2 separate regions of the Homo sapiens genome follow, and region 2 is linked to region 1. A link is a contact called in ENCODE Hi-C or POLR2A ChIA-PET data. All regions are on one chromosome and are shown on one strand. Each heading gives the region's core, a stretch centred on a gene start or an enhancer-like site at or near the end of the contact. The rest is flanking DNA. Distances are from core to core; before and after follow the strand shown. Region 1 has its middle 10 kb from the start of CRP. Region 2 holds the start of APCS (amyloid P component, serum).

Region 1 (6,295 bases), core at 655-3,154:
TTCACCTATATGATTTATTTTTGTTTAAATTATACATGTACCTTTTATTGGGCAAATGGTTAGAATGAGAGAACAAAAGCTTTTGGAGCAATTACTTTAAGCCAGTCATATAATTAAAAAAATAGATGCAAAAAGTTTGTAAAAGGATATTAAAAATTTTAAAACTATACATCATTAAAATACAAACCAGTCCAGAAATGTACCACCATTTGTAATAGTCCTTTTTCTCTTGCGCGTTTCGAATATGCTGCCCACATGTTAGCTGGTTCTCCTAGTCAATGGAGAAACAGCCTCTATTATCAATTTCTCATTGGATATCAATGTGAAAACTCATGATAAGATCATGATGAATAAGCTCCAGATTCTTTTTACATGAAATGATGTCTTATATGGGAATTAATATATTGTGAAATACTTTGGTACCTAAATGTATACATAGCTTAGGATGTCCAACTGATATTGTTCTGTTTTAGGCATTCTGGGCATAAAGCCAAATAACCACAGTGAGACTGGGTGTCCTATTCATAAAATGGGATCTTCATTCCCTCTTCCCTTGGTTCTTAATTACACATGCACACACACACACACTCACGTAAACACACACACTTCATTTTAGAAGCAATACAATCCCATTATGAAAAGTTAGTGAGGAAAAAAATCCTCCATAATTCCATTATTATAATAAGAACATATTGTCTGGAAGCATTCCTTACACTTTTTTTCTAAAATAGTCACTTCTTTTAAAAATAGTGTATATACAAGTCTGTTATTTTTTCTTTTATCAAAAGCATTTTTATTTACATGTTATAGTATAAAATTCACCACTAACATTTAAATGGCTATCTATTCTATTTGGTGGATGTAGACATATACAGTTTACTTAAACATGCCCCATTTTTCTCTTTGCTATCCTAAGTAATTTTAAGTGGTTGTCTTTGTGAAAAAGGTTCCCCCTCCCAATATTTTGCATCATTTCCCTAGAACGGATTCTCAAAATGTGACTGTCTTAATTCACCAGGCGATGCCACACAGAGTTGTTGGAGCAGCAGCAGGCATCACACATTCTCTAATAAATAACCCATATTGATCTCTCATTTTGTGATTTATCTTGCTCTCTTTGCTCTTAGAGCTTTGATTCATGGCTCCAAGGGGGCAATTTTGGAAAATCATTTACCAGCTGAGACATCCTGACTGCTGCACATATGAGGTCGAGGTGGGGCAGACTTGAAACAGAGGGATCTCAGATGTGCAAACCCAGAATCTCAGCCACTGATACTTTTTTTCAAGAGAATGATCCAAATTCCAGGCACACCAATAGCAGGGAGGGAACACGGAGTTTCCTGGTCTCTAAACATGGAGTTTTCCATGTTTCCTGGTTTTCATCAGCTTCCCAGTGCTTTCCCTCAGACAGGGAGGCATTGCTTCCGCTGATGGCTGAGATCTTGTCCTGTAAATATGACTGTGCAAAGCCAAGTTAGGGAAAAGGGCCAGCATGGGTGAGAGGTTGTGGCCTGGGGCAGAGTTCAGGCTGTGGTTTCTAAGTCCAATCTCTTGGTACATTGCGAGGAATACATCTTTGTGGCCTGACAAGCTTAACTGATGACCTTTTTTCTCTCTGCTTTCTATCCTACAGATGTGAACAAAAAGGGTTTTGTGTTTTCCCAGAGTCAGACAATTCCTTTGTGATCCTGACTGCAGAGCTAAAGAAGGCACTCAAGGCCTTTATTGTGTGTCTCCATGTCTATATGCACCTGACCTGTGAACATAGCCTTTTTTTCTTATGCCATGAGGACTAGATAATGAATCCTCCTCTCTAAGGAAAAGACCGGAGGCTACAGCACATCCGTGGGTGGAAGTGGGATAGTTTTCAAGTCTCCTAAGAGTTCTCCTGCACTGTGTACCTCCGTGTAAACTGGAGTCCGCCTCAGGGATCATGGCGTTCTGGGTGGATGGGAAGCCCATGATGAGGAGGAGTCTGAAGAAGGGATACACTGTGGGGACAGAGGCAGGCATCATCCTGGGGCAGGAGCAGGATTCCTTCACTGAGAGCTTTGACACAAACCAGTCCTTGGTGGGAGATATTGAAGATGTGAACATGTGGGACTTTGTGAGATTAGATATTAGGTTAGATTAGACAGCCAGATGAGATTAATGCCATCTATGTTGGTGCGGCCTTCAGTCCTAATGTCCCAGACTGGTGGATGCTGACATATGAAGTGCACGGTGAAGAGTTCACCAAGCCCTAGTGGTGGCCCTGAGGCCTGACTGCAGGTCCCAAAGGTTCCTCCTGGGATTACACCTGACATTTCCCTGACTTTGGCTCTGAGGTCTTTTTGTCCTGCATACATGGCTGTCTCACCCCAAGGGTCCTGTATTTATTTCCCTTCTTTCTTCACCCTGCTTTCATCAGCACAAGGGCCAGTGCAGAGCAGAGGGTCCCACTCATGGCTTAGAATCACCAGGCTACATCCCAGGCCAATTAAATCTGATTTCCTGGAGGTGAGACCCAAGCATCCATGTTTTAAAAGCTCTTCAAGTGATTCCAATGTTCTGCCAAAGCTGACAGCTGTTGCCTTTATGTCTAAGAGCAAATGAGCCAGAATTTCTCTCCTAAAAAAGACAGCACGTGTCCAACTATAGTTCTGCCAATATTTTCATTTGCCTTTATCCATATACCTACCATAGTTTATTGTGCTTTATTGTATTAACTAAGGAATACAGGAGTATTTTCCAGCATTCTGCCCTCATCATTAGAATGAGGTCATTATAAATTAGAATTATCTTTAACTTTTTTAATCCTTTCTATTTGAAGATTCAATAAATCTAAGACATGTTTTGTAGTTGTTGTTTAATTTGTTCTATTTTCTTTCTTAAGGCTGGCCAATTTTCATTAGGTGAAATTTCTATTGGTTTTTGTTTTCTTATTTATCATCCCTCAGGTCACTTTTTTCTATGTCCTGCATCCTTATATTTTAAGCTTTTATTTTTTCAAATCTCTCTTCCATATTACTGATTTATTTTCTGCTTTGCATATTGGGATCCTTACTTTTTCTAATGCCATTGAAAATTCTGTGATGCTTTTTGAGTTTCCTTAAATTCTTTCTTAGATTTAGTATGTTTTTTTCCAACTATTTTTCATTAATTCTCTTTTCTTCAATTTACTTAAAAGTTTAATGCAGTTACTGTCTAAAGTTTTCTAAATTTTCCTGTGATTAATCTTTAAAATTTTTTGACATAAATCTTTTGCATGCTTTAGATAATTTTCTTTTATATTTTAGTACTTTTCAGTCTCACTATTTATTCAAATACAGTGTGAGGGGTGCATTCTGTTTGTCTCCTTTCTCCCTACCTGGCCACACTTAGGCTCCCTAGGAATCTTTGCAAGTTGGCTGATGGACTTAGGTAATACTATGAATTTCCAGTCAGGTTCGGCCTCTTTCAACTCCCCTTTGAAATGATTCCCTGAAATGGTTTGGATGTTTGTCACTTCAAAATCTCATGTTGAAATATGGTTCCCAATGTTGGAGGTGGGGCCTGGTGGGAGATGTTTGGATAATGGGGGCAGATCCCCCATGAGTGATTTAGTGCCATCCCCTAAGTGATGAGTGAGTTCGCTCAGTTTGGTCATATAAGATCTGGTTGTTTAAAAGACCCTGTGATCTCTCTCTTCCCTCTCTGGTCCCTGCTCTCGCCATGTGACACACTGACACCCCTTCGCCTTCCACCATGATTGTAAGCTTTCTGAGGCCCTTGTTAGAAGCAGATGCCAGCACTATGCTTCCTGTACAGCCTGAAGACTGAAGCCAATTAAGCCCCTTGTCTTTATAAATTACCCAGCCTCAGGTATTCCTTTATGGCAATGCAAAACAGACTAACACACTCCCCACCTCCACCAATTTCTGATTGTCACAGACTCTCCCAGGTGCACTTTTTCGTATTTGTGTCTTTACGTCTCTCTTAAAAGGATGACTCAGAATGCTGGGGAAGACACAGTTAACAATACCAGCAGCATCAGACAAGATCAGGTCTTGAGTTCTTTTGGAGAGGGCGATAGTCTGGGAAGCTTTCCTTTCCTCTGTCTGGCTTCTCTCCTTGAGACTAGTGGCATGTCCCATGTCTGATATCCATTGGTTTCCACCAAAGAGGTCCAAGGTCACCTACGCATGACATCTATCTCTGGGGCTCTGGGACTTTTCCCTCTTCACTAGGTATGAAGCAAGTGGAGATTCTCATTGCAGTTCTGTCCTGAAGCGTAGATCTTCAGGGGAAAATGTTTTAGGAAGGCCATGTTCACTTGAGATCTGAGCTGGGTCCTTCAAATCAAGCATTGCTAGCCACAAGGCTGATGTGATTTTTATTCAAGTATTTATTTCTCAGTTTATTCTAAACAGGCAAAGAGGTGATATTGTTTCCTCAAAACTCTAAGAGTACCATGAAGAGAGAGGGAAGCTCCTCTATGGAGAGATTCTCACCTGCAAACAGCCAGGGTGGAGCCTGGGCAGGACTTCAGACTTGTAAGAGGAATAACAGTGTAGCGGGCAGTCTCTCACAGATAGCACAAAGAGTCTTTCCTCATCAGGGATGGGTTTACTTTTAGAATCAGGGCAGACTTGTCCTGGAGCTCCAACTCTAAAAGCTGTGAAGTTCTGCAGGAGCTGGGGCAGGCTCATTTCAAAACAAACTGAGTCCTGATACATGGAATCTTTGGCCTTTGTATTGTTGATGCCTGGGTCTGAAAGTCAGAAATAGATCCTGTTCCTCTCTATGCTTTACTCATGTTTGGGGTCAAAGAGGGACTTTGAAGGCATAATCTGTACATTTATATGCCTCATTTACAGTTTCTTAAAGCCTACCTTTCCTCTCCACCCCTGTTACTCAACCGAACTTGGGTCTGCCCATTTGGTGCAGCAAAGCCAAATGCTGACAACAGGATTTGCAGTGAGAGAAAGTGAAGTCTTTATTGCAAGATGCCAAACAAGGAGAATCTGAGACCCAAACATCCTGATGACTTACATGGAAGGGTTTTTAAAGGCAGGGAGGCAGAGATTACAGGCAAAGTCATAAATCAACACATGGAGGCCATACAGTGGTTTGGCCTATAAAGGGGGGCATCTCAAGTTGGGAGGGCCAAAGATCATAGGTGGATTCAAAAATTTTCTGATATGTGATTGGTTAAGATTTGTCTAAAAACTTGGGATCAGCAGAAATATTGAGCTCTGGCCTATGGGCATGACCTTCTTCAGGCCTCTCAGGAAGAAATTTAGAACAAAGAACAGCAGTCAGTGTTCAGTCCTCAGTTCCCCACTATCTGAGGTCATCTGAGGAAGATAGCATTTTCCATCCACTGGCACAGAGATCTCAGATAATGGCATTAGGTCAGGGGTCGGGTTTCTGAAAAACAACTCAGGAACATATATTAGGATGTTATTTTTAGTTTCTGTAGGGGAACCAAACATCCTATGATTCTAATTTCCTTGGCTATTGCTTTAAGCTACTATTACCTTCTTGCTTATCAGGTGGCTTATTTATTCTCCGGGCTAGCTAGGTACCTGGAATTTCCCTTGAAGGAGCTCAAGATTTTCCTTTATTTCCGTGCATGGGTGAGGGATGTGGGCTGGCAGGCTTCTAAGTGGGGTCCCTGCTCCATCTCACCCTCAAGGGTTAAGATAGCCAGACTAACTGAGTTCAGGTCCTGGTTTCATCTTATAATGGCTGGGTGACCTTAGGTAAATGACTTAAATGCTGTATTCTTCAGGTTTCCTCGTCTTTTAAATGGGGGATAGTATAGGGCCCATTTCACTGCACAAGCTAGTGCTTAATGCATGTTATCTATGCTTTATGACTAATATTATTGCTGGTGATCATGATTTCAATTACCCAGGCTCTGGGTCAGAGCCTCAGTATGGTGAAGGGATCCATCAATGGGTAGATAATGAAGAAGGGACACCTGATTGTATGGGGAGAATGCGTCAGCTTGGACTGAAAAAAAATCGTAGAAATTATCACAAAGTTAAAGCATAAGGGGAGAATTTGAAAGGCCTATATCTAGAATGTTGTGGCTACAGGAAATAGGTTGATTCAGACACTGACAGAAGAGTCAGTGAGAGGGTAAAGAAGCTTCAGAATTTGGCATGTACTCAGAAAACTCTCATTCAGATTTTTAGGAGGACATCAGAAACGCATGGAGGATCAAAATCCACTTAAAAGGCCTTATTCTACCTCAAAAGAACAGGAAATGGAAAAGGAAAGGAAGATACTGTGATCTGACCACATCGGCCCTACAGGGGGTAAGAGG
Region 2 (6,675 bases), core at 1,432-3,931, 120 kb after region 1:
TATAAAGAAAAGAGGTTTATCTGGCTCATCGCTCTGCAGGCTGAGAAGTTAAAGATCATGCCTCTGGCTTCTGGTGAGGGCTTTTGTGTTGTGTCAAAACATGGTGGAGAAATTCAAAGGCGAAGTGAACATGTGCGAAGAGAACAAAATCTAAGGGACATCCTGGCTTTATAACAGCTACATCTGGCAAGAACTAATCTGATCCCACAAGAGTTAATGCACTCTCATAAGAGTGAGAACTCACTCATTACCGTAAGAACAGCACCAAAACATTCATGAGGGACCCACCCCCATAGCCCAAATGCCTTTCACTAGGACTCACCTTCCAACAACACCATATTGGGAATAAAATTTCAAGATGACGTGTGGTGGCGGCAAACAAACCATATCCAAACCATCATACCACCTCACCAGAAATGAGGTTGAAATGTTCTTATGAAGCCCCTGCTGCTCCATTTAAGTACTTCAGCAAATCTTCCCAGGTTCTGTCTGCTCTCCTCTGCTTCCACCCCATTGTCCCATTATGGAGTTTCCAGATTCTATCCTACTTCTTCATATCTGGTGACTGCCTCTGTTCATTCTGGCCAAATGGCCTCATGAGTTTGAAATCATGACATTGGTTACCATCCTGAAGCTTCTGGATGCTATCTTTCTGATTCCACTGACTACATGCTCTACTTATTATCAGTGAGAAAAGCCTGTCTTATTTCCCATATATGTAGCTCAAACTCCCTCTGGGATCCTTGCTTCTCTGGGAATGCAACTTATATCTGTTGACGATGTGCCAGGCACTGTGTTCCATGCTTTTCATAACCATAAAAATAACTACTAGTAATAGCATCTGACAATTATTTTTCAGTGTGATAGTTAGGATGTGGCTTGCTCTGCTAAGAGTTGTATCTGAAATGTACATGGAAAGTCCATTTCAGAGAGTATTCTGTGTATACTCTCTGTGTACATTTCAGAGAGAGTAACTGGGACCAGGTTATAGAGGGCAATGTCATATTTAGAGGTTTAAATCATGTCCTGTAAGAAGTGTGAATCCATGGAAGAATTTTAGACAGCATATTCATGTGAGCAATATTCAGAGTATAATATTTTTTGATGACATCAAGAGAACATTATGAAAATCAAGCATTGTACAGTCCTACTGAGGTTTTTGAGACATAAAGTTATGTTTGTCTTCATACAAAATGATCCCAGTCTCATACTTTTTTGGTTTTCATTCTGACTTCTTCTAGTTTTATTCTTCCTGTCTTATTACTTGCTGTCAGGTTCTCAACTATTGCTTACTTATATCATTATAGTTGTCTACCTGATGCAACCTCAGACCCCTTTTTGATCGATTTGTAGCTGGAAAAACAAATAGGAGAATTGTGATTACAATTCCACACATATTTTGAATCGTCATTAAAATGATTGTTAGTAGCTTTTAAGTATTGCCACTGTTGTGCTCATTGAGTGCTCTGGCTTTGTGATATATCTTTCTAGTTACTTACAGGTTTTCCTCCCCGTACTTGGCAATTGGAGTTTTCAGGATAATGAAACACCAATTACCAATGAAACACCAATTAGTAGATAGATAAGTAGTAGACATAAGATAAAGATATGGGACTATGACAAGCACTAAACAAATGCAGGTAGCATAATACAATATATATTTTTTTAATTAGGCAGACATACAGATAGGAAATTCAAAGAAGAAAGAGCTGCAGATGTAAGATCTAGTATCCAGTTGCTTTGACCAGATCTCTTAGACAGTCATTTCATTTTCAAGTGCTCTCGTTGAGTCAAGACCTCAGACCCACACCAAGGGTTTGATGATGACATATCCTCTGATTTCATAGTTCAGAGCCTGCCAGTCCAGGATATTGGCAGGGAGAGGGGTACCCTGATAGGCAGACAGGATATTTTCTGGGGGCAGCACAGAGTCCCACATGTACAAATCCCCAATCTCTCCCACAAAGGACTGGCTCCTATCAAACTTGCCCCCATAGGAATCCTGTTCCTGCCCCAGGACAATCTTGGGCTGAGCTTCTACAAAGTAACCCTGTCGCAGACCCTTTTTCACCAAAGGTGTCCCATTGATCCAAAATTCAGCAATACCTGATGAGGACTCCCAGCTCACACAGATGTGCACTGGAGCCGGGAACTTTTCGATAACTTTGGATGTAACTTTGTGTCTTCCAATGTATAGACTATACTCTCCAACTCTTTCTTTATAAACTAGTAGCTCATTATCCCTGCCTTGGGTATTGTAGGAGAAGAGGCTGTAGGCACGAGAGAGATCACTATAGGCTCGAAAACACAAGGTAAAGTTCTGTAGAGGCTTCTCCAGCGGTGTGATCAAGTTTACATGATCAGTAACAGATTCTCTAGGAAATACAAACACCTTCCCACTGAGGTCTGCGGGATAAAGAAAGAAAGATAATGACCTTCAGTATAAATGCAGGGAAAAGATATCTCAGCTTCAACCTATTTTCTCACTTTATGATTCTTGACCATTCCTTCACCTCCTTACCTGTGTGAGCAAAGGCTTCCAGGAGGCTGGTGAGGACAGAGATCCAAAGCAGCGGCTTGTTCATATTCCTGGCCTAGGGCTGTTATAGCAGAAGCAGTGACCAGGATGAGGGTAGCAGACAACACAGTGGCTGTCCCCCTAGCGTCTGATATTCATGCCCTTAGACTTCAGGTTATTCAGGGTTTATATGCACCTTGGGTGAGGATGGGGGAGGAAGAGCACCAATAATATGTGAGTGATTTTCCAGGTCTGCCTCCTGGCGCTTACGGTGAAGGAGTGGTGAGCCCTGAGCTGGAAAATCAATGGGAGTTATTTATTAGAGACAAGTGATGGCTAGAGCTCCAACTCCTGTGACCCAGATTTTATTGCTGGGAAGAGAGTCATTGCAGGGCAGCAGGGTTATGGATGGGATGAGGCGCTGGGCTGGCCATGTCAGCAGAGCCTCTCTCTGCTCTCTGGGCCCCCTCTCTGATGGCTCTGTGCTCTGCCAGAAGCTCCTGAGCCACACAGAGTGTATCGCTGAGCTCAGCCCTCTTGTGGGCTATGGGAACAAGGCCTTTTCTTTCTTTTATAGTTCTCAAGTTGTCTTGTATTTGTAGGATATTCTAGGATTCTGCTTTCTGCTGAAGACCCTAAAAAGTGCCTTCAACTTTGACTAATTCAACATCAAGTAATACATCCAGGCAAAGCTAAGGGGAAAGAGGGACTTGGAGAATAAACTTTCTGTCCCCATGAAGCTTAGTATTTTTCTGCTACTTCTACTCAGTGCTTTTTTTTCGTTTGCATATCATGGTGCTTCCTTATCCTAGATCTTTCCATTTCTCATTACGACTTGTTTTCTGGTTACTTCATGCTACCTGCAGAGATGTCAGCATCTCCCCAAGTTTTTCTCTCCTCTTCTTTGAGTCCTTGGTCATTGAGTGTATATCTAATCCATCTTTGGTGATGACCCCACTAATACATTTATTCACTAGCTCTCAGTTACTACACTAGGTGCTGGGGATTCAGTGGTCACTGGCTCTCTCACAGCCCCAGAGATCTCCACCTTCATTCTTTCTATGTCTCCTTCATTCTCTCTCTGTACAGTTTATTAACCACCACTCAAACCTTCTCTGCCTCTGAGATATCAAACTGAAGTTCTTCTTTCTAGCCACATTATTTCTTTCTCTCTCATCCCTGAATTATATGGTGTCTTGTTTCTCATCCTACTGTTTAGCCTCTTGTTCACTCTCTCTTCTGTTAGCTCACCACAGACCTAATCAGCCTTTTCAATGACACAATCACTGCCACCAAGAATACACTTTCTCTATCATTGTTCAAAGTATCCTTCCTATTCTCATCCCTGGGGAGTTTCCATTCTCTACTTTTTTTCTCTAAATGGAATCCCAGGTTGTGAAGCCTTATCTGGCTTGTTGCACAGTATAGGTTAGTGATAAAGTTGGGATTATGCATCTATTGACTCCTGAATTAAATACAGACCATTTGCTTGGAAGCCAATGCCATTTGCAATCTGGCTCTAACCTGGCTATTATCTCAGAATCTAATCCTATTCTCCAGTCAAACACCTCTAATTGTTGTTCTTTATACCTTCCTGGCTTTCTTGATTTCATTACTTCTATTCAGTGCCTTCATACTGTCTTGAATTTCTCTCTTATTTTCTTTTCCTGTTTCTAGGAATTCCAGCCATTCTTCCACATTAATCTCAAGCTTATTTAGGTGATGGTTATAGTAAAAGCCCAGACTTCACTATTATGTTATTGCTGTCTATGTAATAAAACTAAACTTGTATGCCTTGAATTTATACAAAAATATAAAAAATAAAAAACAATCTGCTTCATGAAGACTTTTCTAATATCCCAACTATACATTATTTCCCCTCTTTCGTACTTCCCATAAGGTTAAGATCAAAGACTTTGGGATAGAATTCCAATGTTGCCATTTACTAGTGGCTGACTATTCTGCAAGTCACTAAACCCCTCTGAACCTTAGTTTCCTTCTCTGTGAAACAAAGATAAAACTATCTACCTCACAGTGTTTCTCTAAGGATAAATGAGATACTATGATATACATAAAGTACATGGAACAGTATCTGGATGGTTATTATTACCATCATTTTAGAGCCTTTATGGCTGTTACCACTATCTGTCTCATATTATAGATATTATTGTATTTATCTTGAATCCCTTCTAGACTGAATCTGGGTATTAGGACTTATTTATATTTAGATCATTGGTTTCATCTAACAATTTTTCTTACACATGAAAAGAAACTGTTACATATTGTGGAATCAAAGGACTCAACTTTGTGTGAGGATTTTTTTTTTTTTACAAGAAACAGTTTATTAGCAACAAAAAGTAGAATACAATTGAATAATATGATAAGGTAATACTGGAAGTAGGAGCAGGAAGGTAACATTTCTTGAGAACCCAGGGACTATGCAATTCCCTAACATTTCCAGATGTTAATTAATAAGTGCCATAAAACTCAGAGAACACAGGGCTTACCAGATGCTTCTAGTTTTCTTCATAAATAAATAAATAATCATTATCTTAACAAAAAATGGTTTGCAAATTAATATCAAAGAGAGTCTTCTCTAATGGGAGATAAGCCTAGGGAACAGGTCTTGGGGATAAGTGACACAGCCTTAGACTCATGGTGGGAGAGCTTGGAGATAACGGCTTTAGATAGCTGTTGGGGCCAAGTGCAAGGGTTTGCAGTTGAATATGAAAATGTTGTGTTATACACTGTGAAAAGGAAACCCTGGTTGGAAGGTAGGGTCTACAGTATAATTGGAAAAGGGAGAAAAAGTGGAGTCTGATTCTGTTGTCTAGTTTCCTTCCCCAGAATATGCTTCTCAGGCCTTGGAAGAGAACAGCCTGCACTTCAAGAGTTGTCAAAGAGGAAACTGAGAATTATTTTTATTGTAGAAAGGAAAAGTTCTGATGTCAGGATGTAGGAAAATGAATCCTGGGTCTTCAGAACTGGGTGCAATCCTCACAGTGAGCCAATCCTCACTGTTGCTGGATCCTCCTGGGTGCCATCCTGCCAGTGAAAGTTCAGGTCAAGGTGGCGGCTCCTGTCTGGATGGCTATGGAAGAGTTGAGGCTGGGGGAAGAAAAGATACAGTATGCTGAAGAGAAACAGGTCCACCTGTGTGCCACAAACAGAGTTGTCTTGGCTACATTAATTGGCATGCAACAAAGTTTACCCTCAGAGAGCATAGTGGAAGAAGGCATCAGCAGTAGCAGAAAGAGGATCTGACTCGGAGCTTCAAAAAAGCAGAAGTATGAGATATAACTGGAGATCACCTGAGGGATTAAAGAATAACCTAAAGATGGTTTCTGAGACCTCAGGTGTTTGTAGAAGACATTAAGTCACAGTAACCAATGGGAAAGACTGGATAGGAAGAGACTGAGTAGAACAAGATTTGTGTTCAGTAAAGAATTATTTGCTGTGTGTTCTGTCAGTTGTAAGGGAATTTGAGAGCATTTAGATGGAAAGAGGCAATGGAGGCATGCATCAAGAGTAACTGATTATCACTCTGATATGTGGTTGGATAAAACCAAAGATACACAACTTAGACTGATGGCAGGGTCTTATTGTAAGTGCAAAAAAGGACAAAGATGAGAATTAAAAATATATATATAGAATATGGAACCATATTTCTTACTGCAAATCATGTGGAAAAAAAATATGGTGCTGCCAGTACAGATAGGACAATTGAGAGGATGTTCACTTGGAGGAGGTGGAGGGTAGGTGGTAAACTTGGTTCCTCAAATGCTAAATTTGAAATGATAGTATGACTTATGTGTAAGAAAGGTCTTGGAGAATTTGTAATATGTGACGGCCACTTGGAATTAGAAATACAGGTTTCAGAGAAATCAACATATAAATGATAATGAAACAAAAATGAATTTTGTCTTTCAGTGGAAAAGAGAAGAGAGGAAAGGTCAGGGAGCCAACCACTGACTTGAGGAAACATTCACATTCATGGTGTTAGAGGCAAGATAAGAATGGCAGGTGGGGAGGGAGGTGGGAGACAAAAAATTATGTTTGGCAGAGAGGATAGCGTGTGGTGTCATGGAAACCAAGTCAGTGTAAGTGTCCAGGAAGCAGTATCCAGTGGTATTAAATGCATCAGAGAGATCTAAGTT

Evidence for each region. A loop is a pair of places that touch in the nucleus more often than their neighbours do. ChIA-PET counts read pairs that join two places held with the same protein, here RNA polymerase II (POLR2A). Pooled maps may share reads with other maps.
Region 2: a map of right lobe of liver shows a loop between it and region 1 (4-fold over the local background). The contact joins the promoter of APCS here to the enhancer-like site in region 1. A Hi-C loop is called at or near these places in 2 of 168 maps with a recorded cell type or tissue (posterior vena cava and right lobe of liver) and 1 of 50 pooled maps. POLR2A ChIA-PET finds 5 or more read pairs at or near these places in 2 of 52 experiments (WTC11 and activated CD4-positive, alpha-beta T cell).

What each region holds. Positions count from the first base shown.
Region 1 is chr1:159,700,946-159,707,240 of GRCh38, reverse strand. It overlaps the pseudogene CRPP1. Among named protein-coding and RNA genes, the nearest start is that of CRP, 10 kb to the left of the region's middle. Within about 2 kb of position 1,904, at least 2 of the 41 ENCODE cell types and tissues checked have a DNase peak (open chromatin) inside an H3K27ac peak, as active enhancers do; they include right lobe of liver, where a contact is called at or near this core.
Region 2 is chr1:159,583,832-159,590,506 of GRCh38, reverse strand. APCS (amyloid P component, serum) reads right to left here and starts at 2,681. Exons shown (of 2, transcript NM_001639.4): 1 at 2,522-2,681; 2 at 1,642-2,406. The coding sequence starts at 2,585. The coding sequence ends at 1,799.